Regions from separate parts of the Mus musculus genome. Here region 2 is linked to region 1. Evidence: chromatin contacts called from ENCODE POLR2A ChIA-PET data. All regions are on one chromosome and are shown on one strand. Each heading gives the region's core, a stretch centred on a gene start or an enhancer-like site at or near the end of the contact. The rest is flanking DNA. Distances are from core to core; before and after follow the strand shown. Region 1 overlaps Npffr1 (neuropeptide FF receptor 1). Region 2 holds the start of Sar1a (secretion associated Ras related GTPase 1A).

Region 1 (5,197 bases), core at 1,064-3,563:
CCTTGATTGTATTTGAGTGATGTAGGCACAAGAGGTGCACTCGGACCCACATGTCGGGACTGACAAAGGTACAGTTATAAAAAGAGCATCATACAAATATCCTGTGAACAGAACACATCATTTTTTATTCTCCAGCCAAGAAGGAACACAGAAGAACACAGAGCAGCTGGGTTGAGCACAGGCTCAGTTACCCCTAAACGCCAAGTTAAGAGACTTGTTGGGAGTCTCCATCCTTGGGGCTCACACGGGTATTATTTTCAAGACTTGGGTTTATTATCTAACACCCTCCCACTCACCCCCCCCATGCATACATAGTGACTTGTAACAGCTGAACCAGAAACAAGAACACACTGCCAGAGAAGGAAGATATCAGATAGACATGGAATAGTGTGTCTAGCCACAGAAGGAAAGGAATTCTGATCCATGCAACAGCATGAGTGGAACTTGAAAGGTGTTCGTGTGTTGCAAGAGCCACAAAAGGAAAGATGCTGAGTGGTTTCATTTGCAGGGACTCACAAGAGTGTCAAAATCAAAGTGAAAGGACAGTGGCTGGGAGGAGCAGGGATGGGGAGCTGGTGTCAATGGGTCCATAGTTTCCATTTAGGCTAATACAGTGCTAGAAAGGGTGCTGGTTACATTGCAACATGAATACTCAGTGCCCCTGAACTGTATGTACACTTAAAAAAAAAAGATTTGTTTATTTATTTCATGTATGTGGGTACTCTGTCGCTGTCTTCAGACACACCTGAAGAGGGCATAAGATCCCATTACAGATGGTTGTGAGCCACCATGTGGTTGCTGGGATTTGAACTCAGGACCTTCAGAAGAGCAGTCAGTACTCTTAACCATTGAGCCATTTCTCCAGCCCTGTATGTACACTTCAAAAGGGCTAATGGGAAGTTTGAACATTGGATGTATTCTAACACATGTACGAAGAAACAAGACCCCAGCATTCACACGCTTCTGGCTCTTCTTTTTTCTTTCTTTCTTTCATTTTTAAAAGGTTTATTTACTTATTTTTTTGTGTATGAGTACACTGTAGCTATACAGATGGTTATGAGCTACCATGTAGTTGCTGGAATTGGAGCTCAGAACCTCCAGAAGAGCAGTCAGTGTTCTTAACCGCCGAGCCATCTCTCCAGCCCCACTGCTGGCTTTTCTATAGCATTGTGATGTTCTTGTCAGTACTCAGACCAAGCCCATGGGCAGGCAGGTGCCACTTCTGCTCCTACTCAAGTAAGGACAAGGATGATTCACAGGGATGGCCACCTGTGTCAGGTGCCCTGCTTTTTGCCAACCATGGCCTCTCAAAGCAAGGCGTTTGGGGAAACTGAAGCAGAGGCCTTGGTGGACAGGATTTCTGAGGAGAGCTGTGATTTTGTCTCTAAGAGGCCATGCTGAAGGCCAGAGCAGAGAGCAGACTGTAACTCCCACAGTCCCCAGGAGTCTCAGGGACAGGGTTGACACTGTCCTTGCTGTGGCCTAATTTTAGAGCCCGGGAGTCACAAGCCTTCTCGGTAAACAGCCAGCAAGTCTCAGGCCACTGTATCGTGCATGTGATACTAAGACAGCACCAACTTAGAGGGCCTTGCAGAGGACCAGTTCAGGCCACATCTGGCCTGACTACACCAATCACTCCCAGCCTCCTCGCAGACTACACAGCACCTGGAGGGAGCTTGACAGCTTCCTCAGCATAGGAATCGAGTTCAGAACAGCTCTGGCTGGAGGTCACAAGGCCAACATAATGCAGATGGTTTCCTGCCCCAGCCCCAGAACTTGGAGTCATTCCTTGGAGTTCCTTCTCATCCGGCGCTCCCCCCTGCCATGCCTACCTTCTCTGAAAGGCAGGATATGGTTGGTTCAAGCTATCTAAGGCAAGCCTAATCCAAACATTGCTGTCTGTGGCCCTGTGACCCTGGTCCTACTGGGCCTCGGTTGCTCTGTGAAACAGCCAGAACATTTTATGAGTCAGATGACAGTGTTCAGAGACCTGCTTGGACGTGTACAACCAACCGTGAGGCCATTTCTTCTGCTGCTATAGACATTGCTTAGGACAGACCTGGGAACAGCAAAGGGCCAGCCAGAGCGTGTTAAGAAATCAACAGGAGCTCAGAGCCCTGGACCCTTGAAATGTCCCCCGCCCCTTTTTTTAAATTCCTAAAATTTCTGGCCACTGTGGTAATGGAAGCGAGAATGTGTCCAGTTAAGTGCACATGATTGAAGTGGCAGGAGAAACCGGCAGGGGCAAGCCATTTCCTCACCTCCTGGGGAGAAGCTGTGCTCTGCCAAGGTGACTGTACGATGAGAGCTGTGCGTCTGACGGCAGATATACCGGGTGAGAGCTGGGGTGCATGCATCTGTCAAGATGATGGCAGGCATCGTGGGTGAGCGCTGTCGTGCATGCAGGCTCTCCTACTCTCCTCTGCGTTCAGGGTTCATAAGTCACACACGGTGGAAGAGTTTGTCTGTGTCGTGCTGGGGCCTCACCACATCCCGACTGACCACCTTCTCCTTCCCAGTAAACAAAGAAGAAATGCCCCGACAAAGGTTCATGCTCACTGGCCCACTAAGATATTTCCTGAGGGGAGAGTTGGCATTGCTGTCTTCCTTTTCCCCTTGCCTGCCACCCATGAGCTCTTGGTACTGTTGGAAGCTCTGCTTGGCTCTGGGGGGGGGGGGGGGAGTCTCCCTTAGGCTCAACCCAGTGCCATTTAAATGGGCTCCCTAGGGTTCTTCTTGGAGCTGCTCAGTTGTGACATGCTGAAGTGGGTATGGCACTTCCTGGAATAAAACAACTCAAACACTGGCCCTGGCAAGCGGAGAGCTTGGATGTTTCCCAGGAAAGGGCCAAGGGGAGCTCTCTCAGCAACACAGCACAGGGGACTCGGTCACAGGTGCTCAGTGTGTAGAAGTGGTCACCTCTTCCTAACCACCTAGTGACACATTTTCCTGGGGAGACTTACTGGAGTCTGGGTCAAGTAGGATTCCCAACGGTGAGACCTTGTCACCTCTCCCTGGGTCTCAATGCCTCACTGTCTCGTTTTTTTTTTTTTTTTTTTTTTTTTTTTTTTATCAAGGAGGCATCTCGGCACCCTCTTCTAATACTGCTATTGTGCCCAGGCATCATAGTTAAGGGTCAGGGCCACAGGCCTACAGGACGTTCCCTCTCTGGACCACCTCAAATGTTCCAGGCTGGGATAGTGAGGGGCATGTGGTTGCAGCCAGGCCCTTCCCTCGGGCCATCCTGGTGGGCCACACGCCCATTGCGCAATGGCAGCCGGTTAGGCCCTGGGACCCCACTGCTGGGGCCAGACTCCGATGGCAGCCCTGAGTCGCTGGGTTGCACGTCCACCACCACCCGCCTGCGCAGGAGGCGGCCAGGCCGCTCGGAGTAGGCTTGCTTGTGGGCGGCCCAGGGAAGCCAGCAGAGCTGTGCCCGGAAGGCAGCCTGGAAGCCGCGGCGGAAGTTCTCGTTGAAGTAGCCGTAGATAATGGGGTTGGCGCTGCTGTGGAAGAAGGCCAGCCAGTGTGCCAACGGGAAGGCGTAGACGGACAGCAAGTGCAGCTGCAGCTCGCTCAGCTCCCCGTAGTCGATGAGCAGCAGCAGCACCCAGAGTGGCAGCCAGGACAAGGTGAAGAAGAGCGCCACCATGACCAGCATATGCACCACGCGGGCCCTGCGGCGCGACGCGCGGCCACCCTCGGCCACCGCCTCCTCCGCGTCGCGCGCTGGACCGGGGGCCTGGCACAGCTTGCGCGCGATGCGCGCGTACATCACCACGATGAGCGCCAGCGGCGCCAGATAGATGTGCGCGAAGAGCACGGCGGTGTAGACCTTGCGCATGCCCTTCTCGGGCCAGGCCTCCCAGCACGAGTAGAGAGGGTAGGAGCGGTTGCGAGCATCCAGCATGAAGTGATGCTCCTCTCGCGTGACGGTCAGAGTGACCGCCGAGGGACACATGATGAGCAGCGCCAGCGCCCAGATCACCGCTATGGTGAGCAGCGCCTTCCGGAGGGTCAGCTTCTCACGGAAAGGGTGTACGATGCAGCGGAACCTGCAGGCGAAGGGGTGGGAAGAGAAACAGAGTAAGTGTCTGGGAGGATCCCTGGAGGCCCAGCGGGCCAGAGATGACCTGACTAGGGGCCACTGGAAGAGGACACGTGACATTCATCACCCTACTTGAGGCAGTTTCGGATGCTACTGGAATACGATACCAAACATTCATCACTGCACTTAGGCAGCACCCGAGAACTGCTTCGGCACTAATCAGGTTAATTTACAAGTAAATTGGTTTGTCTTTTGCGAAGGAGGCAGCACAGTCCGGCTAAATTGTTATGGCTTTAGGTGGATTTAGTGGAATAGATGAGGAAGGAACAACCTCTCTCCAGAGGCTTAGATCTTTATTTTAAAACAGATTAGCTGGCAGTACTAAGGGTTCAACCCAGGACTGGCCACTGAGGTTCCTATTTACCATATCAAAGCGGACCTGGCCTTTAGGTTCTCCCAGCATCCCTCGGTTGCTACCTGTTACTGGGTATAGCTGACCTACCCCACCCTCTACCCTGAACTCTCCAGCCCAGACACTGGGCTGCCCTTCCCACAGAGGCTCCTCCCTATATAGCCTAGACATTTTGGGCTACCTCCCACTTCCTTTTGCACCTTTGGCCTCATGGCTGCTGTACTTGGTTTCCCGCTCTCCCTCCCCCTCCCCCTCTCCCCACGAGGTTCAGGATCAGGACCACTCTGGACTCTCTGAGATGTCCCTGCCTCTGGCCGTTCTCACCCACATATCTATAATAAGCTTTCTCCTCCACCATATCCAGGAGCAGTCATGGGCTTTCCTTTATTCCTTTTTCTTTTATTCAGTAGCGGGCATCACAGCCCAGTCTGTGATAAACACTCTGTGCTTAGGAAGCCGGACTAGGCAAATATACAAACGCTTTTTTTAAAAAACACGTATTTAGTGCTTCGTTCTCCCTCTCCCTTCACTTAGCCTTTTCTCCCTCTCCACACAAAAGACAACTGCAGCAGTCAGCAATCTCTTTCTACCATGTGGTCCTAGCAATGGAATTCAGGTCAAGAGGCTTGGTGACCATACCTTGATCCACTGAGCCACTTGACCAGCGCATCACAAATGTAACAGGTGTAACTTTTAGCTGTTTATAGACTCCCTGAAAACCTCAGGAGCTGGGACTG
Region 2 (5,197 bases), core at 1,177-3,676, 53 kb before region 1:
ATTCTTGGCACTGACAAACCTGCACAACTTAGCACTTTAAGAAGCCAGTAACAAATACATGTTTAAATTCAAGTTTATTGAGTAAATAAAACAATACATCTTTCTTCTACAGTCCCCCTAGCCAGACATCCTCCCTTATCTCTCACTTTATTCCAGGAGAGACCCAGTTCATCTTTAACAGGCTGTGGCCTACTGTGGCCTCTTACACCCAACAAGTCTAATTCATGTGCACTGGTTTGCTGCCAATAGTCCAGCACTTTGTTTTTAGCCACATCTCTTTAGAAGAATTCCCAAGATGGACATGGGTGTGAAAGCTTTGACCACAGCACCTGAGAGGCTGAGGCAGGAAGAGGAGCTTTAGTGTGTTGCAGCTTCACCAAGCCAAAGTAGGCTACATAGTGACACTCTGTTTCAAAGGAAAACAAAACAAAACAAACAAACAAACAAAAAACAAAAACAAAAACAAAAACAAAGAAAAGGAAAGCAAATATTCTCAGCCTGGTTAATTCTACAAATGTGATACTTTAGAGGATTTTTTTAAGTGGTAACGTAACTGACTTACTTTCATTTTCCAATTTATTTTCCTTCCCAGTTCTTGTTTTAAAAGCCTTCCTACCAAAATGATAAGGAAAAGTATTAGAATGAATTCTTCAGTGATGTTAAAAAGTAGTACTGGGACTGGAGAGATGGCTCAGTGGGTAAGAGCACTGACTGCTCTTCCAGAGTTCAATTCCCAGCAACCACATGATGGCTCACAACCATCTGTAATGGGATCCGATGCCCTCTCCTGGTGTGTCTAACAGTTACAGTGTACTCATATACATAAAATAAATACATAAATCTTAAAAAAAAAAAAAAGTAGTACTCCTCTCAGAGCCCAGAGTTGGGCTGTACTGCTGCCCAAAGCTGAAGAAATGGCCTTGCTGACACTGTCCTTGAGATCTCGGGATCTGAACCAATTCATCCACCAGCAACCTTAGAATTTATACAGCACCAGCACAAATACCTTCATCTCATCCTCCCACCAACTCTAGCAAGCCAAGATGAAGACGAGGACACTCTTTAGGCTCCCTGTCCTGTTCAAGACTGTGCGGTCAAAAGCATCAGTTCCAAAAGCCAGGAGAGACGGATCAGAGGTTCAGAGTACCAACTGCTCTCCCAGAGGCCCTGGGTTCAAGCCCCAGCACCCACATGCGGCTCAGAACTGTAACTTCATCTCTAGGGGATCTCACACAGGCACACATGGAGGTAAAACAACAATTCACATCAAATAAAAATAAGGTATTTAAGAAGAAAAGCCTCTCACCTAAAACCAAAGCCCTTTTCCTGCTAATATTAAATTCCAATCATAAGACTTCCAAAAGGGTAAAAGGTAACTTTCTTCCTTAACCTACCACCTACACAGACGATAATCTTAAGAACACACTATTTTCTATTCTTCGTCTACTCTATCATCTATGGAATGTTAAGAATATTAAAACCAACAACACAATTCATGAACCTTAAGTAAAAACCGTGCAAATATCAAGATGGGAACAAACAAGTGCCAGAAAGACCATCAAGCAATAAAAAACGTACTCTCAAACATATTCACTCCGGGTGAATCTGGGATAGAAGGCAGCTGGCTATTAACTAAGAAAGTCTACGTAGCTGCAAGGTGAATGTCAAAGATCAGCTTCCTGACAATTCCCCCCTAACCCTCCCTTCTCAACCTGAGCGGACAGTGCCCAGGTACTGAAGAAACACCCAGTGAGGGAGGATACTGAGAAAGGGTACGACTACCAATGGTACCATTGGTCGGTACCATTCTCACCTGGGTAAAAATGACGAAGAAAACATTCATCTACGATAATCGCCCAAGAGGGAATTTTTCCATGCACAGGAAAAATAAAAAGGGTGGATGGGAGTGGGGTGTTGGTGGAGGGAGAGACCATGGGTTCCAGACAGGGCATCGGATACCCAGAGGCTGAACGTGGGGCTCGAGCGCCCACTCGCTACTCGAGGGCCACGATCTGCAGAACGCAAGGATGAGTGCCAGGGCTCCAGCTATCCTCACCGAGGAACCAGACTCCTCCGCTATGGAGGCCACGAAGCCGTCTCCTCCCCCAAAAAAAACCCCGACCGCCGCCACGCCACCCCGCAGCCCGTCCCCGCCCAGAGCCGGCCCGCGGAACCGCCTGCGTGTCACTGCACCCCCACCCAGCCCCTCCGCGGCGGCCCCGCGCCCCGGCCTTCGCTGTGGCCCGTCCCGGGCCCGCTGCCCCACCGCCACCTCCTCCGCTGGGGCCCCGACTCACGGCCCGAGGGGCTCCTCCGGCGGTGGCTGGCGGCGCGACCCTCCCTCAGAGCACACAGACCAGCAGTCCCCGGGTCCGCCAGCTACGCGCCGGATGTACGTCACGCCCCTCCCTGAGACTTCCGGGCACGCACGTGCCCCGCCCCCTCGACGCGTCACGCCGTCCGGGCTGTGGGTACCGCCCTAACAGCCACTCTGGCCGCGGAGAGGCGGGCCTAAGGAGTGACGTACGCTCGGGGTGAGGCTCCGCCCGCTCTGTGGAGGCTCTCAAGCGGGGTAAGACGTGGCAGCGTCTGTCAGGCGGCCTGGGCTTCTGTCCCCAACTTAAGCAGCTACTTAAGCAGCCTGGGGCTTCCGATCCCAGTATGTTTTCAGACGCGCGCCGGACATCAGAAGCGGAGGCTGCCAGATATCAGTAGAGTCTAGGACAGTAGAATTGACTTTGGAGACCTCAACCTAGGTGGATGTCACCTAGTCATCGTTTTAAGTTGTTTTCCCCGCCTTGGGATAGCGTTTCTATTTTTCAGCTTTCTAAATAAAAGCAACAAGAGTTTAATGAGCAGTTTTGGGCAGTACCCTGACTGCTTGGGATCCTTCATCTGGTTTAACCCTCAGTACGTATTAATAGCTCCACTGAACAAATCAGTTAACTGGGGCTTGCAAAATAGCTCATCCATCAGGTCAAGGTAGGTTTGCCTACTGTTTTAGCCAGGGCTCTCAGAGGAACCACAACTGGCCCCGCATTGTGATGCACGCCTTTAATGCCAGCCCTTGGGAAGCTAATGTCTATGGATCTCTGAGTTCCAGGCCAGCCAGAGTTACACGGCGATACCCTGTCTTAAACAAACGAATAAATAAGGAACAGAGATAGAATAATTATACATGTGCAACTTAAAAAATATTTACAAGTGTTTTGTTTGCATGAATGTCTGTACTATGTACATGTTTGTTGCCTGCAGAGACCAAAAGGGTGTCAGATCTCCTGGAACGGGAGTTATAGACCATGGTGAGATTCTAGTGAGCATATCTCTGCTGGGAATTGAACCCAAGTCCTCTGGAAGACCATCCAGTGCTCTTCACTGCTCAGCCATCTCTCTAACCCCAATATATCGTTAAGAGGATTTATTAGAGTGGCTTACAGGCTGTGGTCTGAGTAGTCCAACAATTGGTTGTTTCCCAATGGGAAGGCCAAGAGTTGGGTAATGGTTCAGACCATACCAGACTGATAGGCTCAGCAGTCCCAATCTGATGCTGAGAATCTAGGGAACTACTACATAGCCAGTAGTCTTCAGTCGAAGTTGGAATCCCAAAGAAGTAGGTCCTAATATCAATGGAGGGATGCCTCAACAACAGAACAGATGAACTTGCCAGGGAGAGTGAGGGCAAGCAGGCAAAAAAGCAAACGCCTCCTCCTTCCATGTCCTTTTATGTGGGCTGCCACTCGAGAGTGTGGCCCAGATTTAGGGTGGGTCTTCCCACTTCATATGATCCGATCAAGAAAAATCCCTCACAGGTGTGACCAGCTGCTTTCATCTTAGTTAATTCCAGATGTGATCAACTTGACAACCAAGATTAGCAGTCACACTGCTCAAAGATCAAGACTGACAACCTGAGTTCAAGTTCCAGAACCACAGAAAGTGGGGTGGGGAGGGCAGTCTCTGCAAATGCCAGGGCTGGCAAAGGAATGGTTCCTGTGAACTAAGAAGGAAAGCAAGTGAGTGCGACTTAGTTAGCCAGTGTTGGTTCCAACTTCCAGAGTTTGATACCAGGCATTTCATAAAAATGGGTCTAAAGCTACAGGAGGGTCTGGTGAGGTCTCAGTCATGAGGTCACCAAGCTAAAAAGTACATGTGACATCTCCCCTAAGAATGAGTTCAATCCCAGCACCCACATGGCTGCTCACAAGCATCTGTAACTCCAGTCCCACGGGATCCAGCACCCTTTTCTGACCTTCAAGGCTTCTTAGAACACACAACACACATATATGTAAGTAAAATGTTCATAGACACAAACTGACTAAGGTCATTTTAAAAATCAAAAAAACAATGCAGCAAGGTGTATCAGAATACAGCTACATTCCAGCCCTCGGGGGGCAGAGGCAGGAGAACCTCTGAACTCTGAGGGCAGCTTGGCTTGTGAGTGCCAAGAAGAGATGCAGTCCAGCCCTGCACGAGCAGCCCAAGGGGCTCCTTTCCCCATCCCATTCAAGTAAAGACAGGCATTTGCCTGCAGCTCAGAAGAATCAGAGTGACGTGAAGTTAGCCAGTTTATTAAACAGACCTAAGAAGAGGTACAAGCTTCCGAAAGGTTCTCAACCGGCCTAAGGCTTCGACTCTTTAATACAGTTCCTCAGGCTGTGGCAACCTGGGACTCCCCCTCAACCATAAAATTATTTTCAGTTTTGTTTTTGTTTTGTTTTTGTTTTTTGAGACAGAGTTTCTCTGTGTAGCCCTGGCTGTCCTGGAACTCACTCTGTAGCCCAGGCTGGCCTCGAACTCAGAAATCTGCCTGCCTCTGCCTCCCAAGTGCTGGGATTAAAGGCATGTGCCACTACTGCCCGGCATACAATTATTTTCATTGCCAATTCCTAGCTGTAATTTCACTGTTCCGGGTAATGTAAATATCTGATATTCTGATGATCTTAGGTGGTCCCTGTGAAAGGGTTGTTTGGCTCCCAGAGGGGTCCTGACCACAGGTTTGAGAAACACTGCTTTAGACTTAGGTTTGGGAAGATAGGTAGTGGGGATTTGTTACTTTTTGGAAAAGGAGAGTACAGAGTCTAGCACATGAGTATGGGCTTCTCAAGAGGGAGGGTGGTATTCAGGTATCACGAGTGTGGGTGAGTGTGTGATTTTTGTGGTTTTTAAAGTTACATTGTTCAAAGCCCCTGGCTTAAAGATT

What was found. ChIA-PET counts read pairs that join two places held with the same protein, here RNA polymerase II (POLR2A).
Region 2: POLR2A ChIA-PET joins it to region 1 with 12 read pairs in Patski. The contact joins the promoter of Sar1a here to the enhancer-like site in region 1. POLR2A ChIA-PET finds 5 or more read pairs at or near these places in 3 of 5 experiments (Patski and embryonic stem cell).

What each region holds. Positions count from the first base shown.
Region 1 is chr10:61,624,367-61,629,563 of GRCm38, reverse strand. Npffr1 (neuropeptide FF receptor 1) reads right to left here. Exons shown (of 4, transcript NM_001177511.2): 4 at 100-4,055. The coding sequence ends at 3,179. Among named protein-coding and RNA genes, the nearest start is that of Ppa1, 22 kb to the left of the region's middle. Within about 2 kb of position 2,313, at least 2 of the 3 ENCODE cell types and tissues checked have a DNase peak (open chromatin) inside an H3K27ac peak, as active enhancers do.
Region 2 is chr10:61,677,514-61,682,710 of GRCm38, reverse strand. Sar1a (secretion associated Ras related GTPase 1A) reads right to left here and starts at 2,426. Exons shown (of 7, transcript NM_009120.3): 1 at 2,298-2,426. It overlaps 1700022H01Rik (RIKEN cDNA 1700022H01 gene), which reads left to right and starts at 2,421. Exons shown (of 2, transcript NR_126477.1): 1 at 2,421-2,572.